Regions from separate parts of the Homo sapiens genome. Here regions 2, 3, 4 and 5 are each linked to region 1. A link is an interaction called in ENCODE POLR2A ChIA-PET data of the cell type or tissue named here. Cell type or tissue: HepG2. All regions are shown on one strand. Region 1 has its middle 2.9 kb from the start of SLC38A3. Region 2 holds the start of IFRD2 (interferon related developmental regulator 2). Region 3 holds the start of LINC03143 (long intergenic non-protein coding RNA 3143). Region 4 holds the start of HYAL1 (hyaluronidase 1). Region 5 holds the start of MIR6872 (microRNA 6872).

Evidence for each region. ChIA-PET counts read pairs that join two places held together with the same protein. Peaks named below come from ENCODE experiments on the same cell type or tissue, not always from the same donor. Only the 100,000 strongest peaks of a DNase experiment are listed, where the experiment ranks them.
Region 2: POLR2A ChIA-PET joins it to region 1 with 15 read pairs; 9 of 35 experiments call an interaction of 5 or more read pairs at or near these places.
Region 3: POLR2A ChIA-PET joins it to region 1 with 11 read pairs; 12 of 35 experiments call an interaction of 5 or more read pairs at or near these places.
Region 4: POLR2A ChIA-PET joins it to region 1 with 10 read pairs; 9 of 35 experiments call an interaction of 5 or more read pairs at or near these places.
Region 5: POLR2A ChIA-PET joins it to region 1 with 23 read pairs; 10 of 35 experiments call an interaction of 5 or more read pairs at or near these places.

Annotation. Positions count from the first base shown.
Region 1 is chr3:50,199,879-50,204,878 of GRCh38, forward strand. No RefSeq gene overlaps it. Among named protein-coding and RNA genes, the nearest start is that of SLC38A3, 2.9 kb to the right of the region's middle. In HepG2, no CTCF peak of the experiment used is centred here; DNase peaks (open chromatin) are centred at 2,173 and 3,683; H3K4me3 peaks cover 1,740 bases.
Region 2 is chr3:50,289,695-50,294,694 of GRCh38, forward strand. It overlaps IFRD2 (interferon related developmental regulator 2), which reads right to left and starts at 2,735. Exons shown (of 12, transcript NM_006764.5): 1 at 2,523-2,735; 2 at 866-985; 3 at 694-778; 4 at 476-600; 5 at 235-392; 6 at 18-68. The coding sequence starts at 2,580. HYAL3 (hyaluronidase 3) reads right to left here. Exons shown (of 4, transcript NM_003549.4): 3 at 3,938-4,027; 4 at 3,138-3,821. The coding sequence ends at 3,552. RefSeq lists a silencer at 2,444-2,653 and enhancers at 3,034-3,223, 3,614-4,169. In HepG2, no CTCF peak of the experiment used is centred here; a DNase peak (open chromatin) is centred at 2,827; H3K4me3 peaks cover 1,770 bases.
Region 3 is chr3:50,257,939-50,262,938 of GRCh38, forward strand. GNAI2 (G protein subunit alpha i2) reads left to right here. Exons shown (of 9, transcript NM_002070.4): 9 at 430-1,424. It overlaps LINC03143 (long intergenic non-protein coding RNA 3143), which reads left to right and starts at 2,288. Exons shown (of 1, transcript NR_198941.1): 1 at 2,288-5,000. It also overlaps a transcript of SEMA3B not described here. RefSeq lists a silencer at 2,079-2,498 and enhancers at 2,278-2,783, 2,669-2,768, 3,291-3,795. In HepG2, CTCF peaks have their summits at 1,114 (motif pointing left) and 2,209 (motif pointing right); DNase peaks (open chromatin) are centred at 2,503 and 2,943; H3K4me3 peaks cover 1,850 bases.
Region 4 is chr3:50,300,792-50,305,791 of GRCh38, forward strand. It overlaps HYAL1 (hyaluronidase 1), which reads right to left and starts at 2,783. Exons shown (of 4, transcript NM_033159.4): 1 at 2,675-2,783; 2 at 1,266-2,189; 3 at 197-286; 4 at 1-9. The coding sequence starts at 2,165. RefSeq lists enhancers at 2,267-3,201, 3,019-3,188. In HepG2, a CTCF peak has its summit at 2,361 (motif pointing right); DNase peaks (open chromatin) are centred at 2,360, 2,890 and 3,954; H3K4me3 peaks cover 2,260 bases.
Region 5 is chr3:50,269,326-50,274,325 of GRCh38, forward strand. It overlaps SEMA3B (semaphorin 3B), which reads left to right. Exons shown (of 17, transcript NM_001290060.2): 1 at 1-24; 2 at 802-959; 3 at 1,108-1,170; 4 at 1,565-1,684; 5 at 1,763-1,856; 6 at 2,036-2,155; 7 at 3,973-4,118; 8 at 4,210-4,321; 9 at 4,434-4,503; 10 at 4,588-4,732. It overlaps MIR6872 (microRNA 6872), which reads left to right and starts at 3,911; the gene lies at 3,911-3,972. RefSeq lists enhancers at 3,850-4,049, 4,028-4,551. In HepG2, a CTCF peak has its summit at 3,754 (motif pointing left); DNase peaks (open chromatin) are centred at 2,316 and 3,746; H3K4me3 peaks cover 2,776 bases.

The DNA.
Region 1 (5,000 bases):
AGGCTAGTCTTGAACTCCCGACCTCAGGTGATCTGCCCGCCTCACCTCCCAAAGTGCTGAGATTGCAGGTGTGAGCCACTGTGCCCGGCCAGAATTTCTTATAATTCTATTTTCCTGGGTTTAATGGAGACAAAAATAACCAATACCATTTTCAAAATCTGCTTCTTGAAAAAATAATTATTAAAAGTTTTCATTAAGGCTGGACGTGGTGGCTCATGGCTGTAATCCCAGCACTTTGGGAGGCAGAGGGGGAAGAATCACCTGAGGTCTCGAGACCAGCCTGGCCAACATGGTGAAACACCATCTCTACTGAAAACACAAAAATTAGCTGGGCGTGGTGGCACATGCCTGTAGTCCCAGCTACTAGGGAGGCTGAGGCAGGAGAATTGCTGGAGCCAGGAGGCAGAGGTTGCAGTGAGATTGTGCCACTGCACTCCAGCCTGGGCGACAGAGGGAGACTGTCTAAAATATATATATATATATTTGGCCAGGTGCGGTGGCTCACGCCTGTAATCCCAGCACTTTGGGAGGCCAAGGCGGGCGGATCACGAGGTCAGGAGATCAAGACCATCCTGGCTAACACAGTGAAACCCCGTCTCTACTAAAAATACAAAAAATTAGCCAGGCGTGGTGGCGGGTGCCTGTGGTCCCAGCTACTTGGGAGGCTGAGGCAGGAGAATGGCGTGAACCCGGGAGGCGGAGCTTGCAGTGAGCCAAGATCGTGCCACTGCACTCCAGCCTGGGCGACAGAACAAGACTCCGTCTCAAAAAAAAAAAAAAAAGAAAAGAAAAAAGAAAAAAAGAAAAGAAAAAAGAAAGAAAAAAAAAGAAAAAATATATATATATTTTTTTCATTAAAACATGTATATAGGGGCACATATTTTTCCTGGAACCAGTGTGAGTGTGGAGGAGGAGAGGAGTGTGGCTCGGGTCCCCATGAGGCATAGGTTATGTCTCCGTTATCTGACAAAACCAAGGGCTACAAGGCAAGGGGCTCAGTGACAGGGGTTGGGGTCTGAGCGGTTGACCAAGCACAGGCAACGCCCCCACTAAGCCAGTATTGTGGAGGGGTGTTGGATGGGCTGAATTTGCAGGACCTGTAGTGCTTGGGGGAGATGTCCAGGAGGCCGACTGATACTCAGTGCTGGGCAGAAAGCTAAGTGTAGGCATCATCCTCAATGTCCAGGTGGTGGGGAGCTGTGAGCCTGTCGGAGGCTGGAAAGGGGAGCATGAGGGCACCCAGGCCTGAGCACAGGAAGAACACTGGTTGGGGTTGGGAGTCCAGTGCACATGTGGGCAGTGATATTGGTGCTGCTCAGAAGCCTGGGCATGGGGGCGATCTAGCCAGTGGTGCAAGACCCCTGCTGGGTGCTGTTGGCCTGGCTGAGCCAGGGCTGTTCATCTCTACTAAGGACCTGCTCCCCAAACAGTTTGCTAGAGTGAGGTGGGATGCGGGCAGTGACAGAAGGAGGTAGTGGGCATGGGATAGGAGGCCCTGAGGAGCTGGAAGTGTTAGGCTTGAGAGGGAGGAAGCTGTCAGGAGAGGTGACTTAGTGGGGTCTTCTGCACAGCCACCTTGTCTTGGCAGAAAGGTAAGGCGCTCCCCGGCATTCCTGGGCAAGGGACAGAAGAGCCCCAGCAACATGCAGGGGCTGGACCCTGCCCTCCAGGGGGTCCCGCCCCACATATGCTTCTGACCCTGGGGTCTGGGATTCAGGGTCGGTACTCCTGGATCCTGTGAGTTGGGGACGCTGCCTGGCCTCAAACTGCCCTGTCCATGGCCAGCAAGTGTGGAGGGGCCCTGAGTCTCCCAGCCTGAAACCTGCTTAGCTCTGCTCACCATACCAGTGTAATTACACGCTAAGGAGCAGGATCAATGGGTGCCTGATGCCTGATTCACAGTCCAGGGCAGAGGATCAGAGAGCACTGGCCCAGAGTCAGCACAGTGGCCACACCCCAGTCTTGTAGGTGGTGCATTTACTGTGGTCACCTCTAGCCACCACCATCCCTGCCTGGCCTGCAACCTCAAGGTGCCCCTGAGGGCCCCCACAGCCTTCAGCTCTGGCTCTGGCGGGACTAACCTGGCCCGGCCACCGACCAGAGATTAGACAAGACTGGTGGATGGTTAATGCCACTGACGTCAGGGCCTGGCCGGGTGGCCACTAGGGGTTTGGGCCCTCCCCTCAGGCAGTAGCATAGTCCATGTGACCAGGGTTCATTAAGCTGCTTCAGTGGCCAGAGAAGCTGGGGGCCAGATCTCAGGAGAGAGACAGCAGGCATGTCATGGCTGTGGGGGCCAGGCCTTAGCCACGAGGTCACCAGCTCTGGGGGCCCAGGCCGGGGAAGGGCTGGATAAGAGGGTTGCCTATGGGTCCCCTCCATACTTCTACACTGTGTTGTGATACTAAAGCCCTGTTCATGCCCAAAGAGGAGCCTCCCAGGCACCAAACAGCAGGGCATAGTCAGCAGCTAGGGTGTGGTAATAGACCCTGAGGTGTGGGGGTGAGAACCACCTTCTCCTGAGGATTTCAAACCCCTGATCATGAGCCCAGAAGGAGCGTGCTGCCCTGCACGCAACCCTCCGCCCACCAGGGCTAGCCCTACGTCCAGGCTCCTTTCCCTCTGGCCGAGCTCCTTTCTCCATCCACAGTGCCCTTCCCCTCCTGACCCTTGCTTGTGCCTTTCTTACCCTTCGCAGAGCAAGTCTGTGGGCTGCTTTGCCATCAGGCTCTCCTTGATTTGCGCCCTCCAACCTCGCAGGCATTTTCCCATCTAGACCACCTGGAGACAGCGCTTGGAGACACTAGGGCTGGGGCTGTGTGGGTGGGGTGACAAGAGCAGCAAGAGCAGTAAGTGTCGGACTAGCTGGCTCTTCACAGTGACTCAGGCAGGGTTCTCAGAGGTGCTCTATGAGGGTGATGAAGGACAAGTAGGAGTCTGCCAAGGAGGTGGAACAGGGTAGGGAACCTTCAGCCCTGGGAAGCACGAGGGCAGAGGCACAGGAGCATGAAAGCTAGCAAGTTCTGTGAACAGCAGGAACGTGTGCAGCGTGGCCAGCCAAGCCCGGGGGAGGTGAAGAGGCTTGCTGGGAGCAGGTGGGCGGATATGAGGGAGGCCAGCCAGGTGTGGGGGCAGGAGCTGCAGGGGGTCTGAGGAGTCAGGGGACACAGATCCTGGGCTCTGGAAGGGCTAGGTTGGAGGCGAAGATGGGGCATTGCTGTTGGAGATGGTCTTGGGGCACTGTGTGGATAGCATGTTAGCAGAGGTGGTGGCATGGTGAGAAGAGGCAGCCTAGCTAGAGGCTGAGAGTTCATGACTAGAAAGGAAGAAGGAGAGCCAAGGGCTATTGGGGCCCTGGAAGGAGGATCTGAGCGGTCCTGGAGCCCTGAGCTCTGCTGCATGGGTCTGGCAGTCTTTCAGGCCTGGGTTTACGTTTTCAGAGATGGGGCAGTGGAGGCGGAGGCTGGGCTGAAGCTTGGGATAAAGCTTCCCCCATTCTCCATCCCAAGGGGCCGCCTGCAACTCTGTGGTTGCTTGGATGGACATTCCCTCTAGCCTCTGGAAGAAGGCGACCGGCAGCTCTCAGAGCCACATCCTAGCTGTCCAGCTGTCCGGTCACCACAGGCTGGGCTGGGAGATTCGGCAGGTGGTGGGAAAGGCCTCCGAGCTGTGTTTGCCCTGGCTGGGGCCCAGGCCTAGCAACAACAAACAGTCAGCCCCTCCCCCAGCCTGGCCACAACTGGTCTGACCCAGGGACCCCACATCATACCCTCCTCTGGGCCTCCCACAGCAGCCCAGCCCAGTCAGCCCCTGCTTCCTCCAGTCTAGATTGAGGACCCCAACACCCATATCCCAGGTGACCTTGAGCCAGCCCTGGCCCCTCAAGAACTGCCAGTGGGAGCCACCAGCCCTTTGCAGATAGCTCCTGTGAGCATCCAGGGTGTCTGCAAGTGGGAGGTTGAGGGGTGGGAGGCAGGCCTGAGACCCTCGTCAGCACCTCTTCTATATGGCTGTCCCATGGCAGAACCATGCCCATTTGGAGGGTGGGAGTCAAAGTGAGCTCTGATCTAAGGATGATATCAGCCCCAGACCAGGAGTGAAAGGCAGCCCTTTCCCATTTTCCAGCCACCAGCAAGGCAGAAGTTCGAGTGGCTTGAGGTTTTCAGGGGTTGCCACCATCCCAATGCCTTTCTCTCTAGCCCTGCCAGCCAGAGCTGAGTCCCCTGCCCGGTCTCACAGCTTCCCCTCCACTCATTCCCCTCAGGAGAAAAGACAGCCATTTCCATGTCACAGAGGGAAACCAAGGTACGCCAGGGCTTGGCTGTGGTGGTTCTGTGAGTCAGCAGGAGAAAATCCTGGAGTCCTGACTCCCAGCCCAGGGCAGGGGAGGGTCGGGTATGTCCTCTCAGGGCATTCCCCCCGCACTGGGAAGTGGGGCAGGCATGACACAGAGAAGACCAGCTTGAATAGGAACAGCAGAGGCCATGAGATTAATCGGATCAGAGCCAGTGACTGAGAAGCAAGGGGCACAGCTGTTCTGAGAACCCCCCCACTTCACCCCGAAGGTCAGCATCTCCCCCAGCTTCCTACTGGTGGAACCTGGGACCTTAACACCCACCACCCGTCTCTGAGCACCAAGGGCCTGTGTGGAAAGCAGGCAGGGGTGGGATAAGGAGCCCCCAGCCAAGAACGGGGCCATCCTAAAACCCCTGTCTGTCCCCAGGACACCAAGTCCCAGCCCCCTTCTTGTGGACAGGCTGACAGCTGTCTCCTACACCTTCTAAATAAGGACGGGGGTCATGGTCGGGGGGCCCCAGGTGAGGCTCAAGCAAGCCAAGCCTTACTCCTTGCCTGACCTCACTGCCCCTGCCCTCTGTGTTCCAGCCTCAGCCTCCTCTGAATATCTGGGGTGGAGACAGAATTGATATAAGAAGCCCTCCCACCCTCGCCCCCACCCCACCCCTGGTTGGGAAGGGGGAGGCAGGTAGAAGAGGTATTTT
Region 2 (5,000 bases), 90 kb after region 1:
GCCCAAAGACCCCTCACCTGGATGTCAGCGGCAGCCACGTAGCAGCCCAGGCCAAGGGCAGAAGCACACTGTTGGGAGAAGGGCAATGCAATGCCACGGTCAGCGGGTGAACCTGGGTTCCCAGCCCTGGAGCTCACTCCCCTCAGAGTAAAGGAGGCTGAAGATAGGGGGAACCCACCACTCTGCTGAGGGATAAGGTGCAGGAAGGGTTTCATGGGGCACAGGCACACTCACGTGGAGCCGGGCAGCAGGGCTAGCTGTGCTGTCACTGAGCACAGAGACCAGCAGAGGCTGCAGGCTGTGAAACAGCTCCTCACCCTTAGGTCCAGGGCCCAGCTGCACGCAGAGCAGGCCTAGCACAGCAGCAGCCAGGGCTTGTTCCTCGCCCTTCCCTGTGGGATGCTTTCCAGTCAGCCCATGCAGCAAGGGCCAGTGTCTGCCCAGTTTAAGTCTCCCACACACCCCCAGGTCCAACCTTTCTTGAGGCACTTTTCCAGGGCATCGGCTAGCGTGAGGCGGCGCTCCAGCAAGAAGTCGGGGAGTAGGCGGGACGCTAGGGCCAGGCGCAGGCTCTCAAGAGCACCCTGCCGGGTCTTGGCACTGGGGGAGGTCGAGAAGGGGGGTCATATGGGCCAGCCCTCCCTTGATCACACTTGGAGCTGGGTGTAGGAGTTGGCTGGCAGCCAGGGGTACCTCTTGTCTGTGAGACAGTCCACATACTCCTTCAGCTTTTCCTCAAGGTCTTCCTGCTGGCCCTGCTCATCCACGACATCCCCCCCTGCAAGGCCACCTGGTCAGCACCGCTTCTTGTCCTCAGCCCATGGAGCCCTCACCAAGCCCCTGTCAAACTTCCACCCGCTCTCACCAAGGCTGTCCTCTGCAGTGGTGCTGAGAAGGCTGGGGCATTCACTGGCGGTGCTGCGGGCCTCACTGGCTGCCTCATCGTCACTGGAACCCGAGTCAGCTTGGGCACTGCTCCGGGCACCTGGAGAAGGTGGAATAGGACACTCAACTTGCCTCTACTGATGAGGGATGGCTGGGGGTACCTCACTCGACCTCATAATCCCAAAAGATAGAATGGTGTCCCTCTCAGAGATGAAAAACCAAAGCCAAGGGTCAGTTCAGTAGGGCTGGTGCACTCCTGTGTGTGGGGTCTGTCCAGGGCCAAGGGCTGACATTGGCAAGGTTGGCTGCTGTGGCAGAGTTTTGGACAGGGTGTGATCACCAGGCTGGCCCTACTTCTAAGAACTACTCACACCCCTCATCTGCAGGACAAAGTCCAGCCTGCGCACTGGCCTCTGCTCCCCGCCACCTTTTTTTTTTTTTTTTTTTTTTGAGACAGAGTTTTGCTCTTGTTGCCCAGGCTGGAGTGCAATGACGCCATCTCGGCTCACTGCGACCTCTGCCTCCCGGGTTCCAGTGATTCTCCTGCCTCAGCCTCCCGAGTAGCTGGGATTACAGGCATACGACACCACACCCAGCTAATTTTGTATTTTTAGTAGATAGGGTTTCTCCATGTTGGTCAGGCTGGTCTCGAACTCCTGGCCTCAGGTGATCTGCCTGCCTTGGCCTCCCAAAGTGCTGGGATTACAGGTGTGAGCCACCACGCCCAGCCTGCTCCCATTTTATCTTACTATTCTACCTGCCGGAGCAGCCCAGCCTTCCCTCATTCACTCCACTGCGCTGGGGTCCCTCCAGCTGCCAGGTCTTTGTACAACTTGCTCTCTTCTCCATCCTCTCAGGACTCACCCAGAAGCACTTCCCCCCAGGCCTCCCTGAGTCCTAAGTCTGGGGCTGACACCACTCAGTGAACATGTTCCACACCCTATTAGATGTCCCCCACCCAAAACCCACCATGGTGGTGACCAGTTTAAAGTTGTGCCTAGGTATTTTCCTCCTTCCTGTGCCCGGCCCTCCTCCCTTCCCCCTCAAGAATAAAAATAAATAAATTTGTGCGTGGTAGGCACCCCATCCCAGCAGAGTAAACATATGTGTTTAACGCATTAAGATAGGCTCCTGGTCTAAGCTGATAAGCGAGTCCCAAGACTGCCTCAGGCTCCAGGATACTCAGCTACCTTGTGGAGTCAGGCCTGCCAAGCTGCCAAGGCCCTAACCAGGTAGCTTCCCAACAGAGCCCCCTCCCTCTCTTCACCGGAGCAGGCCAGGACTCCCGCCAACTTCCTTGACCAGTCCAGGAAAGGATCAGGGTTTGGCAAGAGGACTGGCTTCCTGCCCTGTCCGGTGAGTTTGTCCACCCAGCAGGCAACTGAGGCCCGGAGGGGCTGGCCGGGTCACCGCTGGGAGCGCGGACTCCCAACAGGCAGTGGGCAGCGAGCTCAAGTTGGGCACGCACGTGGCCAATGACTGCTGGGGCACGTGCCAGCCTCGGTAGAGTTATGGGAAGCTGCGTGGGGCTGGCCGAGGGGGTTCCCCACCCAGGGCCCTCGAGAACAACCAAGGGGATCCAGCAGGACCCCCGCCCGCCGCTCATACAGCTGTCCCGCGCCCCCCACCCCACTCACCTCCTCCACGGCGCTGACCACCCTTCCGGAGCGTGTTGCCCTTACGGGCGCGAGGCATGCCGGGAACCGGGCGCGGGGGGCGCGGGGTCAGGGACCCGGTGGGTGTGGGCTCCAGGCCAACGAGACGCCGGCCGGTGCGCTGCGCTGAGACTTGGCCAGACGACGGGAGCCACACGCCACGCGCGCCACCATCTTCGCGAGGCGCCCCGCCCTGCCAAACAGGTCGCCGGGAAGGCGAGTTCCAGGCCATCCGATTCAGGCCCACATCCACGAGGCTAAAACTACTAATCCCAGAGGCCTGAGCGCGCAGGCGACGGCGGCTAGCTGCGCGTAGAGCACCATGGGAATGGTAGTCCACGCCTGGGGCCCACCAGCCGACGACGCGCTGGCTGAACTATGCACCCACAATGCCCTGCGCGCGCCCCAGCCCCGCGTCGGGAACAAGTGCACGGTGGTTAACTCCGAAGCGTCCCTCAGTGGAGCACCAAGGCAGGACTGGCTTCTCAGGGCACTTGGCAGCGGGACACTCCAGACGAGACCTACCCCTGCCTGGGTCTGGGGACCATGGGAAGGGCTTAGAGCTTGGGATAACAGGAGCAACAGCCAAACCTCAGGCAGTGGAAAAAAGTGACTTTATGATGAAAGAGTGCAGACAACAGCTTAGCACTTTACCGACCTTCGCCAAGATTTTTTGGGGCCCATCTGCCCGTGCACGGCCCATCTGTGACCTCTCCATGGGCTTAGTGAGGTGTAGGCACAAAGCCCTAGGCTGGCAGCCCTAACTAGCTGGAACCTGACTCTCCCTGGAACTGCTTCCTTGCCATGGAGGACTCACATGATCTCAGAGGGCCTCTGGTTTTATAAGCGTTTTTTCTGGCCCCTTCTACCCCTCAGGGATTCCAAGGGAAGCGGGGTGTGTGCTTGGGAGGGTTGACTGTAAACTGAATAGAGCAAGAGTGGGACAGAGTAGTTCCAGGACTGGAAAAGTGGCAGCAGGGAAAAGAAGAGGCAGTGGCAGGGGCCCTGGCTTTATACTGCTTCTTTAGGCCCAGGCCTGGGCTCCTGGCAGGTGGGGCCAGCCCAGCCCCAGTAACAGTGGCAGCTGAAGGACTTCCAATCTCCAAGGCTGCCGTCTGGCCACAGGTGTAGAAAGGCTTCCATCTGTCCTGGATCTCGCCGGGCACAGCGCCCGTGGCCATGGCACCGCTGGTGACTGCAGGCCATCGCTGCCCTGGTCACATTGATCACATAGGGGCCCAAGGTGTCCACCAGGTAGTCATGGAGATGCCAGCACTCCTCCTGAGGAGAAGGGAAGATATGTGTCAATATGCCTGCTCTATAATCTTGACATGGCCGTCCCCCACCCTGGGACCCCAGCATGTGCTACATGGCAGGCTCAAAGGGGCAATGATCACCTCAGAGCTGGAGAGGCTCAGGTCCCCCCAGAGCACCACGCCGGCTGCCCCTAGTGCTGCACTCACACCAATGGACTGCACAAGGTCATCCTGGAGGCAGAGAGCTGCTAAGCCAGTGCTGGGCTGGCCAGATCCATGTGGGCACACATCCACATTCAAGAAACTCTTCTGGTTCACTGTCACAATCTGATTCTAACTCTACAGTAGGGACTCTCTAGTTTGGTTTGGTTTTAGAGGCGGGGTTTTACTCTGTCATCCAGGCTGGAGTGCAGTGGCATGATCATAGCTCACTGCAGCCTTGAACTCCTGGGATCAAGTAATCCTCCCACCTCAGCCTCCCAAGCAGCTGGGACTACAGGTGCATAACACCTGGCTAATAATTTTTTAGGCTGGGCACAGTGGCTCACACCTGTAATCCCACACTTTGGGAGGCAAAAGCGGGAGAATCACTTGAGCCCAGGAGTTCAATACCAGCCTGGGCAACATGACAAAACCCCATCTCTACAAAAATATAAAAATTAGCTGGGTGTGGTGGTATGCATCTGTAGTCCAGCTATTCGGGAGGAGGCTTAGGTGGGAGGATCACTAGAACCAGGAAGTGAAGGCCGCAGTGAGCTGAGATGGTGCCACTGCACTCCAGCCTGGGCAACAGAGCAAGACTCTGTCTCAAATGTTTTTTTGGTAGAGGTTGGGGTCTCACTATGTTGCCCAGGCTGGTCTCGAACTCTTGGCCTCAAGGAATCCTTCCATCTCAGGCTCCCAAAGTACTGGGATTATAGGTGTGAGACACTCACCCAGCCCAAGTAGGGCCCCTTTGTATCGAGTCTCTGAGTGGCTTCTCAGGCCTTCCACTCAGAATATCTCCCCTCAGGCCAGCACTCCAAAGGCTGGGCCTCCCTACCCCTCAACATCTTCCAGGGCAAAGCCATGCCTCCCTCATCAGATGCTCCAGGACAGGGCCTTCCGCTGAGAACGCCTAGATTAGGACCAACCCCTAGGCAAGGTCTTCTCCTGGGACCTTCCTAGAACAGGGCCATACCTCCTGACTCAGACCCCTAGACCT
Region 3 (5,000 bases), 58 kb after region 1:
GACAGAAGGGCCTGGCCTTGCCCTGGGACAGAACCAGAGGCCATCCTGATGTTCCCTGGAGAAATCTCACCTCCTCACCCACCAGGCCATTGGCCCAGCCTGCCGGAAGCTGCATGCCAGCGGAGCCCAGCCCTGCTGCCCACTACCACCAGCTCCATGTGCACCTCCAGCTCTTGCCCTCTGACTTGTCTGAGCGTCCCGGGCTTAGGCTGGCCCCACTGGCCCTGGTGGAGGTGGGGATGACTCTCCCAGTGCCACAGACTCCCCTCCCCCACGTAACCCAGCAACAGAAACTGGCTCCTGGGCGGCAACTGTGTCCCTGGTAACAAATGGGTAGGAAAAATAGAGAAGGGTCATTGTCTAGGGAGGCGGGAGAGAGGCACGCCCTGGCTGCTTCCCGATCCATGCTCTGCTTTCCCCCACCTCCAGGGCCACCGCCGACTTTGTACCCCCCAACCCCTGAGGAAGATGGGGGCAAGAAGATCACGCTCCCCGCCTGTTCCCCCGCCGCTTTTCTCCTCTTTCCTCTCTTTGTTCTCAGCTCCCCCTGTCCCCTCAGCTCCAGACGTAGGGGAGGGGTTGCCACAGGCCTCCCTGTTTGAAGCCTGCCCTTGTCTGAGATGCTGGTAATGGCCATGGTACCCCCTTCTGGGCATCTGTTCTGGTTTTTAACCATTGTCTTGTTCTGTGATGAGGGGAGGGGGGCACATGCTGAGTCTCCCAAGGCTGCGTCTGGAGGGGCCCCTGCTTCTCCAGCCTGGACCCCCAGCTTTGCCCAACACCAGCCCCTGCCCCAGCCCAAGTCCAAATGTTTACAGGGAGCCTCCTGCCCAGTCCCCCAACCCCAGCCGCTCGGAGGCCCCAAAGGAAAAAGCACAAGAAGCGTGAGACGCCACCATTCCTGGAAACCACAGTCCACCTGCTCATTCTCGTAGCTTTTTAAAAAAATGAAAGTAAAGGAAAAAAAAAAAACTGCAAATCTAGAAAACTTTTTAGAGAAAAACTATTTAAAACTGTCAGATCCTGACCAGCAAGCCCCCCCCCAGCCCCCCTTCCAAGTGACTCCGTGCCTTGAGTGTGTCTGCGTGTTTACACCCGTCCCTCTGCTGGCCGCCCCCGTGCGAGCGGCACCCCTGCCCTGCCCTCCACAGAATTGGGTTCCAAGGGCTGTTCCAGACAACTGCCAACGTCACTGAGGGCCCTGCCCCAGCGGCCCTGGCCCCAGGCTCTATTAACCTAAAATGTAGCTCCCTAGCGCTAACCTAGGAACCGCCGCTGCCTGCTGGGGGGCCACGCCCCTCATGCCCTTGTCCCAGGCCCGGGGCCTTCAGCGTTGAACACTTCCTTGCTTTTTTCACATGTTTTATGGAATTGTTCACCTGGTTTGAAATAATAAAATGTAGAAAGAAAAAAAATACCGAGAACTGATGGGTATTCTCTCCCAGGGGCAGAGGCCTGGGCTAAGGTGTGCCAAGGTGATGGTGGTCCTAACCTCAGTCCTCAACCTGAGTCAGGGCCCTGACTCAGCTTTCCGGGCCGTCCTGGAGCCCCACGCTCTGAGCTTCATTTCTCCCACCTGGACTAGGCAGCATACATGTGGGGCCCGTGTGTCCCCGCCCTTCCAGTACTCTGCAGCCTTGGGTCTCGGGCAGCTGGGCAGGCTTCTAAGGGAGCTGTTGTAAGGTGCTCTTCCACACCTGGAGCAGGAGGGGTGGCCGGCCTCTCTAGCGCGGAAGGAGAAAGTGACTTCCGACTTAGGTACCAAGGCCTGAGAGTGTCCGTTGCCAAGGCCACACAGCCAGGTGGGCCGCATGCAGTCCTGGCTTGACTAAAAAGGCCAGTAGGGGCCTTAAGACATATTCAGAAAGTTCCCTGCCCCAGAGGGCCGCCGCCAAACCTGAAGGGTAGTGACAGGTGGCCATACTACCATGTGATGGTTGCCCCAGGCTGGGCCTGGAGAGCTGCAGATCATTGACTCTGAAGATGGAAGGCTCCATGAGGCTGTGGGAAGGGCCCGCGCGTTTCTGGGGAAGGGAATTGCAGATGGCAAGGCTGGTGATGCTTGTGGGGCGGGCCCTGAGTGCCATCGAGGCGCCTGGACCTTCTCCCGGGGGCAGCCGCGGCCTGAACGTGTGGGGGCGGGCTCGCGGAAAGGCTGGCCTCGACTGGGTGGGGCTCCGGCGTTGGCGCATCCGCCTCCGGCCGCCAGGGGGCGCCGCCGCCCGTGCTCTGCCCTGCCTGGCTGGTCACAGAGGCTGACGTCAGCGGGTCCCGCGGAGGCCGCTGGACACAAAGGCAGCTTTGTGAGGCGGCGACGGCTCCGCGGCCGCCCCAGGACAGAGCGGCCTGGGCAGAGGGCGGGCCGGGGTCGGCGCCGCGGAGGCGGGGAGGGAGGGAGGGTTGGAGGGTTGAGCCAGAGACCCGGGACCCCGTCCCCGCACACCTGCCAGTGCCCCGTAGCTTCGGCCGCCGGCACTGGCAGGAGATGAAAGGCTGCTGCCGCCCGGTCGGAAGGACATCGGCGCCCCCCAGGCCCGGTCCCCGCCCCAGTTCCTCGGGCCTTTCCTGCTGCCCCTGCCTGCGAGGGCCGACGACACGGAGAACAGGATCCTGCGCCCAACCCAGGTCCCCGCCTTCTTTCAGAGGCCCAGGCCTGGACCCCGCTGAGCCGCAGATGTGCGAGCAGGAGCGCCAGAGCCCCGATGCCCGCCCAGCAGGAAGCGGGCGGGAGATGGTTCCTTCCTTCTGTCCTGAGGGGGAACCCTGCACAGAGGGACCATTGAGGGCCTGGCATTGTCTGCCTAACTCACCCAGTGCCTCCCTCCCTGGGTGGGCCATGCGGGGCCTTGACAGGATTGCCCTGGTGCCGTCTTGGCAGTGGGTCTGGGTGGGATCCTGGGGGCAGGGCTTCCCTGAGTGCAGACAGCTAGGCCTCCACCTGCCCCGGCCTCCCACCCAGGCTCAGATTTCCAGGGCATAAGGCTCCATTGTCCCAGCACTGGTGGAGGCGGCCTGTCAATTCAGCCTTGTGTTTGGTGGTTGGGAAATTCCCAGCCATGGGGGGCTGCAGGCAGGAAGGGGCTGCCCAGGTGTCCTGCACCCCAACTGAAGGGACTCCATGAGGTTGGTTCCTGGGCATCCCCTGCTGCCTGGAGCTGTCCCAGGCTGGACCTCAACCATTCATCAACCCTCAGGAGCAGTTGGGTGAGGAGCACCAGAAATTCAATGCTCCCTGGCGCTGCATCCCCAGAGCCCTCCCAGCCTAAGAAGCCCCATCTTTCTGTCTCCACGCATGGAGAACTGCAGCTGTGAGGCCCAGGACCCTTAGCAGGACATGCAGAGCTGGGCAGGGACCCAGGCTCATGCTCCCAGCGTGGGGTGAGTTGTCTCCAGCCTGTGGAGACTGCCATGAAGTTGATCTGCCTCCCAGAGGGCCTGGCCCACTTGAAATAATTGCTCCGGCTACTGATGTGGTGGGAACTTTGGTATTTTTAACCCATTTGGGGGGTGGGGGAGCAGCTAGGAAGAGAGAGGCAAGCTTTCAGAGTCAGAGAGGCCTGAGAGAGGAGAGTAGAGGGAAACTCAGTGAGGAGGAGCCAGGCAGGCTGCCTCGGTAGTTCCCCAGGCCTAGACACCCCCCCTGTACCACCCCCTGTCCCAGCAGGTAGGTGCAGACCTAGATGCCAGGTGCAGAAGGGGGAAAGGGCCCTCTCCAGGGTTACAGCAGGGATCACCGAGGCTGCAGGGGCTGCCAAGGCCTGGAAGAAGTCCCATGTTCCAGGGAGCCCCATGGCTTCTGATGTCAGGAAAACTTAGTCCTCTCAGTTCCCCAGAATCATTTCACCCCACCCCACCCAAACTGAGTGGCAAACCAGTTGAGTAGAGAATACAAGCCCTGACTCCAGCTGCCTGGTCAGTGGCATAGCCAGCCAAGTCCTAGCAACCCTAGGAGTCAGGGAGTCAGGGAGGAGGCAAGGACAAGACTACAGTATTGTTTGGCTGAGTTCTGGGTCTGGCCCCACTCCCCAAAACTGACCCCAATCTCTGTGTCTGCTGCCCTAAAAAGAGACCCTGGGGCTGGGTGTGGTGGCTCACGCCTGTAATCCTAGCACTTTGGGAGGCCAAGGTGGGCGGATCACTTGAGATCAGGAGTTCAAGACCAGCCTGGCCAACATGGTGAAACCCCGTCTCTACTAAAATACAAAAATTAGCTGGGCATGATGACGGGTGCCTGTAATCCCAGCTACTCAGGAGGCTGAAACAGGAGAATCACTTGAACCCAGGAGACGGTGGTTGCAGTGAGCCAAGATTGTGCCACTGCACTCTAGCCTAGGTGGCTGAGCGAGACTCCATCTCAAAAAAATAAATAAAAGGAGACCCTGACTGGATGTAGTGGCTCATGCCTTAATCCCAGCACTTTTGGAGGCCAAGGCAGGAGGATCACTTGAGGCCAAAAGTTTGAGACCAGCCTGGGCAACATAGCAAGACCCCGTCTCTTAAAAACAAAAGATCCTAGCGGTCCTCATCTCTACCATGGACTACCAGAGGGAAGGCAGCACCTCTCATCACCCAGGGGGATGGCCTCCAGTCAGCTGGGGTATGTATGCAGCTGTGTGGCAGCAAATATGTCCATGCCTGCAAGCCACTCAGCCCTCAGTCACACGGTGATGGGCACTAATATCCAAGAGGAGCAGAAGTCAAGGCCATGGGTCCTTTTCTCCCCTTGCCAGAGATGCAGCCCCACAGTCCCTGGTGATCTTGGCTGGGAGAAAAATCAGAGTTTGACATCTCATCCCACTGCCTTCTGCTTTCTGACCTTACTGAGGTCAGGGTCATCAAGGCCTGGGGGACTGGGACAGGGTTAAGGGGTGTCCTTTCTCCATCCGTCTTCCAACCCCGTGGAGACTCAGCATGCCTAGGAAGGTGGAAGGGCTTCCTGCGGGCACACCATCTCCCGCCTCCCTGTGCCTGTCCTCTGCTGGGTCCTGGGTTCTCCAGTG
Region 4 (5,000 bases), 100 kb after region 1:
ACATGATTCCTAGGTGGGAAGGGAGGATAGCGTCAGGGACACCATGGCCATGTATGGACCCACCCAGGGCACTGAGGCACTCACCTGCTGGTCAGCCAGGACTTTGCAGGTAGAAAGGGTAAGTCAGGGTCTACCCCGTCAGCTTAATGGCCCCACCCCTCCCCCACCCCCACCCTCATGCCAGGCCTAAGCTCACCTTGGTTCTTGTATTTTCCCAGCTCACCCAGAGCACCACTCCAGCTGCCCCCTGGGCCGCACTCTCCCCCAGGCTGTGCTCCAGCTCATCCTGGGAAGGAGACAGCACAGCTCTGTGGGGCCTCCTTCCCACCATGTGGCAGACTGCTGGAACACCATTAGATGGGACAAATAATTCATAACCTTCACCTGGGGCTGCTCTGGCCATGGGACCAGAGGCAAACTGCTTCCTCCTCTAGCCTATGAATTCCATGCAGACAGGGACTACATCATTCCAATAAATGTTGAATTGCCTGTGCCTGGCACAGAACTTGGCACCAAGTGCACACTCAATGGATGTGCCCATGCGCCAGGCGCGGTGGCTCATACCTGTAATCCCAGCACTTTGGGAGGCTGAGGTGGGAGGATCACCTGAAGTCAGGAGTTCGAGACCAGCCTGGCCAACATGGTGAAACCCCATTTCTACTAAAAATACAAAAATTAGCCAGACATGTTGATGGCATGCCTGTAATCCCAACTACTTGGGAGGCTGAGGCAGGAGAATCACTTGAATCCGGAAGGTGGAGGGTGCAGGAGCTGAGATCTTGCCCCTGCACTCCAGCCTGGGTGACAGAGCAAGACTCCGTCTCAAAAAAAAAAAAAAAAAAAGGATGAATGAATGGATGAAAATGTCCCAAGGTTGGGGGCCGGGCGCGGTGGCTCACGCCTGTAATCCCAGCACTTTGGGAGGCCGAGGCGGATGGATCACGAGGTCAGGAGATTGAGACCATCCTGGCTAACACAGTGAAACCCTGACTCTACTAAAAAATACAAAAAATTAGCTGGGTGTGGTGGCGGGCGCCTGTATCCCAGCTACTCGGAGGCTGAGGCAGGAGAATGGCATGAACCCGGGAGGCAGAGCTTGCAGTGAGCCAAGATCGTGCCACTGCACTCCAGCCTGGGTGACAGAGTGAGACTCTGTCTCAAAAAAAAAAAAACGAAGAAAATGTCCCAAAGCTAAAGTACCCCAAGGCTGGACCTAATATCTGACAAGGCAGGTTGACAAGGTGGGCAGGTTACAGAAGACTCACCAGGGGCAGAAAGTGGTTTGTCGTGTCATAGAAGATCTGGACATAGGGCAGCACCGGCAGATTGGGGTCACCAGCAGCCACAGCCACACGGAATGCCTCGGCCACACGGTGTTGCACATACATCTGTGACTTCCCTGTGCCCTCCAGCACTGCGGGCATGTAGATGCTGGGATAGAGGGCACGGCTCTGGCCCCACAGCCACCCTAGCTGGTCATTTTGGGCACGGATGCCTGATGGGCACTGGCCGGTGTAGTTGGGGCTTAGAAAGTCATAGTTGTAGCAGTCAGGGAAGCCATAGAAGCCCCAGAGGCCGCGAGGACGCAGTGCCCGCCCCAGCTGGAGGGTGCCTGCCATCCAGGCCCGTGCAGCTCCCTGGAACTGGTCCTGGGCTACTGCCTCCACCTGAGGAGCTGGCCAATCAGGGTGCTGTGCCTGTACCAGTGCCCGTGAGCGCTGCCGGTAAATGTCCTTGGTGTCCCAGTTGAAGGCCCAGCGTGGGCGCCATGCCTCCCAGTCGATGACTGCCAGCCCTGAGAAGTCAGGAGCAGGTATGGCAGCCAGGATGTCCTGGAATGTGCGGGCCAGGTGGGCAATCAGGCTGGCATTCTGGGGCAGACCACCAAACACAGGCTCCCCAGTGGGCGTGTAGTAGGGGTAGGTGCCCAGCTGGGAGCTATAGAAAATTGTCATGTCAGGGCCGCGGAAGGTCTGCCCTGGGTTGGCTACCACATCGAAGACACTGACATCCACGTCCACACCGTGCCTCTCCAGGCACCACTGGGTGTTTGCATTCCAGACGGTGGTGAAGGGCCGGTTGGGTAGCAAGGGGCCCCTAAAGCCTTGGGCCATATCGAGTAAGGTCAGGAAGAGGGCGCAGATGGGAAGCAGGTGGGCTGCCATGGCACGGGACTGGTCGAGGACAACCTGGCCAGGGGAGGCAGAGCTGAGAACAGGTTGCAAAGTCTCCGATTCCCCCACTGCTCAGGGCTGGGGGGCTGAGCCCTTGCGCATTAATCCACCGCTGCTCTGGTTTCTGTTAAACATTGACCTGCAGGGCTCCAGGAGGGCAGGGGAGACGCATGGAGGGGAGCATGGCCACTGGAGGGCACATCCGAGTTGCCTCTCAGACCAGGCCTCTGCCATCTCCCACAGGACTTGCTCTAGCCTAAGCTCGCCCACCCCTGCTTCCCCATGAGCCACTGAGGCCATGACATATGTTCTGGGAAGAGTGGCTGACAGCCAGGCCCTCAGCCCCCAGGCTGACCCGACCAAGGGGGGGAGGCCTTCCTGTCTCTTCCACCAGAAATCCTGGCAGCCACTGGAGGAAGATCCAATGGCCTCAGTGACCAAGGACAGGTCAACCCAGCCCTCCTGTACACCCGCCAGTCTGCCCGCTCGTCCCTGCTGACCTTGGGGCTGAAGGGCCTTATCCTCCAAATTTCCTGACCCCAGGATGGGGGCCTAAGCAGGGCCTGGCCAGATTCCACCCCAGCTGCACCAGAGACTCCTGGAGGAAGGAGCCGCTGCTGGAAATTCTGAGCTTTTGTAGGGGGTCACCCCACCCAGGCCAGGGGCGGGCCAAGGGGCGGGCCTTGGATTAGGAGGCCAGGCCAGCCAGGCATCAGGGCTACCTCTGAATCCCTGGCAAAGGGATCTTGGTTGGGGGTGGGGCTGGGCCAACAGTGGCCCCTCCCACGCTGTCAGCACTAGGGCAGGGCTTTGTGGCCTTACCTAGGCTGGAGGAGGTGGGCAGGGGCAGACCCTGCTGGGCAGGCCTGTTTGTGACACTGGAGACCGGGTTCTTTCGTGTCTTGTGCTCAGGGAGTGTTCTTTGTCCACGTGGCTGCATCTGACATTGATGGGCCCTAGGCACTTTACTTTCGTGGATCTTTTCCTCCTTAAAAAAAATATTTTAAAATATGGCCAGGCATGCCAGGTGCGGAGGCTCACGCCTATAATCCTAGCACTTTGGGAAGCCGAGGTGGCAGATCACGAGGTCAGGAGATCGAGACCATCCCGGCTAACATGGTGAAACCCCTTCTCTACTAAAAATACAAAAAATTAGCCGGGCGTGGTGGCAGGCGCCTGTAATCCCAGCTACTCGGGAGGCTGAGGCAGGACAATCCCTTGAACCCGGGAGGCAGAGGTTGCAGTGAGCCAAGACTGCTCCACTGTGCTACTATACTCCAGCCTGGGTGACAGAGAGCGACTCCATCTCAAAAAAAAAAAAAAAAAAAAAAATATATATATATATATATATATATATATATATATATATATATGGCTATAGTCTTAGCACTTTGGGAGGCTGAGGTGGGAGAATTGCTTGAGCCCAGGAGTTCGAGACCAGCCTAGGCAATGTAGCAAGACCCCATCTCTACAAAAAAATTAAAAATTAGCTGGGCATGGTGGTATGTACCTGTAGTCCCAGCTACTTGGGACACTGAGGCAGGAGGAGTGCTTGAGCCCAGGAGGTCATGTCTGGGTTACACTATTATATATTAATTATTAATATATTTACATTTATATTCTTCTTCTGATTAAAAAAACATTTTGTGGGCCCCTGAAAGTACTGTGGCCCTAGGCCTTGGGTCTATTGTGCTTAGTGGATAAGTCATCCCTGTTGTAGGGACCTGTTTCTGAAAGGCACTGTGTTCATGAAGTCAGGGCTGTGTCATCACCCTTTGTATATGTGCTGGGTTAGTGACTGTGTCTTTGTGAAGCCCCATTTAGTGACCATCTGAGCCTCTGCACAAATTCCAGTGGCAAGTAGGTGTGAGTGTGGAACCCAGTGCCTGGGACTGGGTGTGTGTGAGCCCTGCTGTCTTGTGAGCATGAGATCCTGTGTTTGTGTGACCATGCATATGAGCTGTCAGTGAGCACATGCTTGTTCATTCATTTGTGGTTTCACTTGTTCAATATGTGAAAGGAAAATATCTTGGGCCCCTTCAAGCTGGGAACCGCTCAGGACAAATCTGCCTCCCATTCTATTCAAGTCATCCTTTTGCTTACAGACATAGATGCATATTATGATTGCCTCCATTGCCTCTTTTGGAAAGACTACCAGAAACTCAAAAGAATGCAACCATCTGTCTGTCACCTGCCTGTGACCTGGAAGCCCCCAGTGGGGGGCCGTGCTTTGAGCTGTCTCCACCTCTCTGGACAGAGCTTATGTACTTCTGTTTTTTTTTTATTTTTATTTTTTGAGACGGAGTCTCGCTCTGTCGCCCAGGCTGGAGTGCAGTGGTGCGATCTCAGCTCACTGCAAGCTCTGCCCCCCGGGTTCATGCCATTCTCCTGCCTCAGCCTCCCGAGTAGCTGGGACTACAGGCGCCCGCCACCACGCCTGGCTAATTTTTTGTATTTTTAGTAGAGACGAGGTTTCACCGTGTTAGCCAGGATGGTCTCGATCTCCTGACCTTGTGATCTGCCTGCCTCAGCTTCCCAAAGTGCTGGGATTACAGGTGTGAGCCACCGCGCCTGGCCTAATTTTTTTTTAGATGAAGTCTCACTCTGTCGCCCAGGCTGGAGTGCAATGGCATGATCTCGGCTCACTGCAACCTCTGGCTCCCGGGTTCAAGCGATTCTCCTGCCTCAGCCTCCAGAGTAGCTGGGACTACAGGCGCGTGCCACCACACCCAGCTAATTTTTATATGTTTAGTAGAGACAGGGTTTCACCATATTGGCCAGGCTGGTCTTGAACTCCTGACCTTGTGATCTGCCCACCTTGGCCTC
Region 5 (5,000 bases), 69 kb after region 1:
CACGCCTTCGGCTCTCCTTCCAAGGTAGGTGCACCTGGCAGGCGGGAGGGCCCAGCTTGAGGTGGGCAGGAAAGGGTCCCCGTATGGCCAGGGGGCTCTGTGTTGGCTGTTGCCCCATGTGCGTGCCTGTCACCAGACTCTGGTAGGATTAGTGGGCACTCTCAGGCCACCTCCAGTTAACCCTGTCCGGGCCTCAGCCCCCAGCCTCTGCCCACATTCTCTTCGTGCTTTCTCAGGAAGACCCCTCCTGTCCCCACAGCAACAGACCTTGTCTCTGTTCCGTTCAGTACCCCCAACAAGGCGATACTCCTTCAGCAGAGCAACAGGGAAGTCAGAGCCCCCTTCTCATGCCTCCTGTATAGGAGGGTGGCCCCTGGGCAGTGGCAGTGAATAGGCAGTTCTGCTGAGCTCAGGCTGGTGGTGGAGTGGCAGGAAAGGAACTCTCAGCCTGACTTTTGGGAGTTGGGGTTCTGGCCATCCCTGCATGCCAGTCTCCCCCAGGACTCTGGTGTCCATAAGCCTTGCCTCCCAGTGCGCCCGCCTGGAGACACCACCTGTCTGAGCATGCCCAAGTTCAACCTGCCTTCCTCTTCCTGGGGGGATGTACCACCTACCCTGGCAGCTCCACACGTGCACCTGGGTGGGCTTGGGTTTGCGTGTGTAAACTCACACACATGTAAACTCACATGTGTACAGGCCAGGTCCTAATGGCAACCTTGGCCGATAGAGTCACCACCAGGCAGGACCTGGGGGAGGCTTCCAGCATGGCTGGCGAGTCATCAGCAGTGTCCTGCCCTGCAGAGCTCCAGGCCTGGCATGGTCTCCAGACTTTCAGCCTGGAGCGAACCTGCTGCTACCAGGCCTTGCTGGTGGATGAGGAGCGTGGACGCCTGTTTGTGGGTGCCGAGAACCATGTGGCCTCCCTCAACCTGGACAACATCAGCAAGCGGGCCAAGAAGGTGCCAGGGACTCCCAACCCCAGCACTCCCCAGGGAAGGAGCCCTGGGACCCCACTCCAGCCTGGAGAGACCCAGAGGAATGGCTCCCTGAGGTAGAGAATATCCCAAGTTCCTGACCTGTGTCCCCTCTCCCCCAACCTCCCGATAGCTGGCCTGGCCGGCCCCTGTGGAATGGCGAGAGGAGTGCAACTGGGCAGGGAAGGACATTGGTGTGAGTGCCAGCTGCCCGGGCCGGGAGTGGGGAGGGTCAGCCCCTCACCCCAGAGACAGGGCAGGGCTAAAACAGAGGCCTGCCTGTTCTGGCTGGGATGAGGGCAGGGAGGTCGAGGTGGCTGAGGTCTGGGGGTGGTGAGTCAGGGTGGGGGCTCGTGTAATTCTTCTGGGGTGCCTCTGAGTCATGGGAGGCTTTGCAGGCCTGTGCTTCCCCAGACACCCACCCTCGTGAGGCCTGGGCTGGTCAGCAAGGGCCCCCAGGTCCCTGTAGCCCATGTTAGTACTTGCCTGGGCTGATGCCGAAGAGAGGGAGGGGTGAGGATGCCACTGGTGAGCTGGGACCTCTTAAGGCTACGTCCCTGGGGGAAGCCTCACACCTCCAACCCTACTAGACTGAGTGCATGAACTTCGTGAAGTTGCTGCATGCCTACAACCGCACCCATTTGCTGGCCTGTGGCACGGGAGCCTTCCACCCAACCTGTGCCTTTGTGGAAGTGGGCCACCGGGCAGAGGTAAGGCCGGATCTAGGCAGGGAGGGAGGTCAGGAGGGTAAGAAGGGCCTGGTAGTCACAACTTGCCACACCTCCCAGGAGCCCGTCCTCCGGCTGGACCCAGGAAGGATAGAGGATGGCAAGGGGAAGAGTCCTTATGACCCCAGGCATCGGGCTGCCTCCGTGCTGGTGGGTGAGTCCAAGGGCTAAGGCCCCAAGAGAACCCCTTAGAAACTCTAGAACCTCACAAAGTCCCAAGACCCCCAAGAGCTCCAGGGAATCCCCCATAACCTCACTCACTCCCAGAGCTCCCCAGGCCCTCCTGCCCCAAGAGCCCTCCATTTGCCTGAGTGGCCCTTGCTCTGTCTGCAGGGGAGGAGCTATACTCAGGGGTGGCAGCAGACCTCATGGGACGAGACTTTACCATCTTTCGCAGCCTAGGGCAACGTCCAAGTCTCCGAACAGAGCCACACGACTCCCGCTGGCTCAATGGTGAGAGGCTGGTGGGGTTGGTGGGTAGAGGTCGTCACCCTCCCACAGGGCAGGTGCCAAGCAAGGCCCATAAAGTAAGTGAGCAGTGGGTGTGGCCAGGTCTTACCAAATACCCTCCTTAATCAGGCACTGGCGTCACAGAGACAGACAAGACAGGTATGACCGTGACCTCTTTGAGTTCACAGATCACATACATGATAAGATCAAGTCCAATGGCCTTGAGGCCAGAGAGAGACAAGGGAGGAAGGGAAAAGGAGACTGGGTGGCTGGAGGGGGTTGGGTAAAGGAAGCCGCTGTGCTGAGGGGAGTATGAGCTAATTCCCAAGCACAAGACAGCTAGCCAGCAAAATTTAGGGATGAGCATTCCAGGCAGAGGGAGCATTCCAGGCAGAGGGAGCAACTAGTGCAAAGGCCTGGATGCAAGAACAAGCAAAGGAATAGACTTGCAGAGCTAGCAATGAAAAGGGGGCCTGGACTGTCAGGGGCCAGAGTCATTTATTCTAAGAGTCATGGGGGCTGGGCACAATGGCTTGCACCTGTAATCCCAGCACTTTGGGAGGCTGAGGCAGACAGATTGCTTGAAGACAGGAGTTTCATACCAGCCTGGGCTACAAAGCAAGACAAAAAATAAAATAAAATTAGCTGGGGGCAGTGGCATGCACACACCTGTAGTCCTGGCTAGTCAGGAGGCTGAGATGGAAGGATCACTTGAGCCCAGGAGTTGGAGGCTGCAGTGAGCCATGATGCTGCCACTGCAGGACAGAGCAGACCCTGTCTCTAAATCAAATAAAAATTAAATAAGGGCTATGGGCTGGTGGGCACAGTGGCTCACACCTGTAATCTCAGCACTTTGGGAGGCGGAGGCAGGCAAATCGCTTGAGGCCAGGAGTTTGAGACTAGCCTGGCCAACATGGTGAAACCCTGTCTCTACTAAAAAATACAAAAATTGGCCGGGTGCAGTGGTGTGCACCTGTAATCCCAGCACTTTGGGAGGCTGAGGCGGGCGGATCACCTGAGTTCAGGCATTTGAGACCAGCCTGGCCAACATGGTGTAACCCCGTCTCTACTAAATATACAAAAATTAGTCCGGCATGATGGTGTGCATCTGTAATCCCAGCTACTCAGGAGGCTGAGGCAGGAGAATCGCTTGAACCTAGGAGGCGGAGGTTGCAGTGAATGGAGACTGTGCCACTGCATTCCAGCCTGGGCAATAGAGCGAGACTTCGTCTCAAAAAAAAAAAAAAAAGCCAGGTGTGGTGGTAGGCTCTGACTGTAATCTCAGCTACTTGGGAGGCTGAGGTTGCAGTGAGCCGAGATCGAGCACTCCAGCCTGGGCGACAGAGCGAGACTGTCTCAAAAAATAAATAAATAAACAAATAATAATAATAATAATAATAATAAAGAGCAATGGGACCCAGCAGAAGGATTTGAAGCAGGAGTGGGGAGCATCTGGTTATGCTAGAGAGGAAGATTCATGAGTGAAGGTGAAACCAGATTACCTCATCTCCCTCCTACCCCAGCCTAAGGTGCTGGGCGACGTGTGGGGCGAGATCGGAGGCTAGCCGGGCTTCACGCCTGCGCCCCCAGGTAGCCACGGTCTCTGCTGCCCCCTCGCGGCTGCTTCTTGCCTCGCAGGCCCTGATCCTTTGGATTCGGTCCGCGCAGAGCGCCAACTGGACATGGTGCTAGAGGTTGGGTGGTCAGACACTGTGATCCCGGGTGCTGTGCCCGCACTACGGGAAGGGGAAGCAGCGCGTGGGTCTCGCATCAGGAGGCAAGGCCAGGACCCGCTGACCCATGCCTCCTGCCGCGGTCAGAGCCCAAGTTTGTCAAGGTATTTTGGATCCCGGAGAGCGAGAACCCAGACGACGACAAAATCTACTTCTTCTTTCGTGAGACGGCGGTAGAGGCGGCGCCGGCACTGGGACGCCTGTCCGTGTCCCGCGTTGGCCAGATCTGCCGGGTGAGGAGTCCCTGGGCCACACCCGGCGACCCTGCCCCTACCCCTTTGCCTGCCCTGGTCTCGCCCTCATCCCCTTTGATCGTCCCGGCAGAACGACGTGGGCGGCCAGCGCAGCCTGGTCAACAAGTGGACGACGTTCCTGAAGGCGCGGCTGGTGTGCTCGGTGCCCGGCGTCGAGGGCGACACCCACTTCGATCAGCTCCGTGAGTGCGGGAGTGGGTATGGGGTTGGGGAGGGGGGCAGCGGCGCAGACTCCGGGAGCCCCCGCCGCAGCGGGGCTGTGCGCCCTACCCCAGCTAGGCCCCTTCCCCGCAGAGGATGTGTTTCTGTTGTCCTCGCGGGACCACCGGACCCCGCTGCTCTATGCCGTCTTCTCCACGTCCAGGTGAGGGGCAGGAGGTAGGGAGCGCCCGGGGCGGGCCGCTGGGCTCCACCCGGCCCCTCACCTCGCCCTGGTCTTCGCCTCCAGCAGCATCTTCCAGGGCTCTGCGGTGTGCGTGTACAGCATGAACGACGTGCGCCGGGCCTTCTTGGGACCCTTTGCACACAAGGAGGGGCCCATGCACCAGTGGGTGTCATACCAGGGTCGCGTCCCCTACCCGCGGCCAGGCATGGTTCGTAGCCCAGGGACTTCTGCTACAACCCACTTCAAAGCCTCAAGGGTTTGAGAACTTGGCCTGGGGTCTTCTTGGTGAATGTGGTTTCTTCCTTTAGTTATGGGTGGGAAAACGTTTCCATCATAAGACAAGGCTTGTTTCCCGCCTCTGACTTCCTAGGGCAAGGCTGATCTCCTCTCTAATTCTCAGGGCAGGGTTCTGTCCCCATCCCCCTCCATGTTCCCAGAGGCTGGGCATGGAGGGCTGCCTATCAAGCCCCCATATC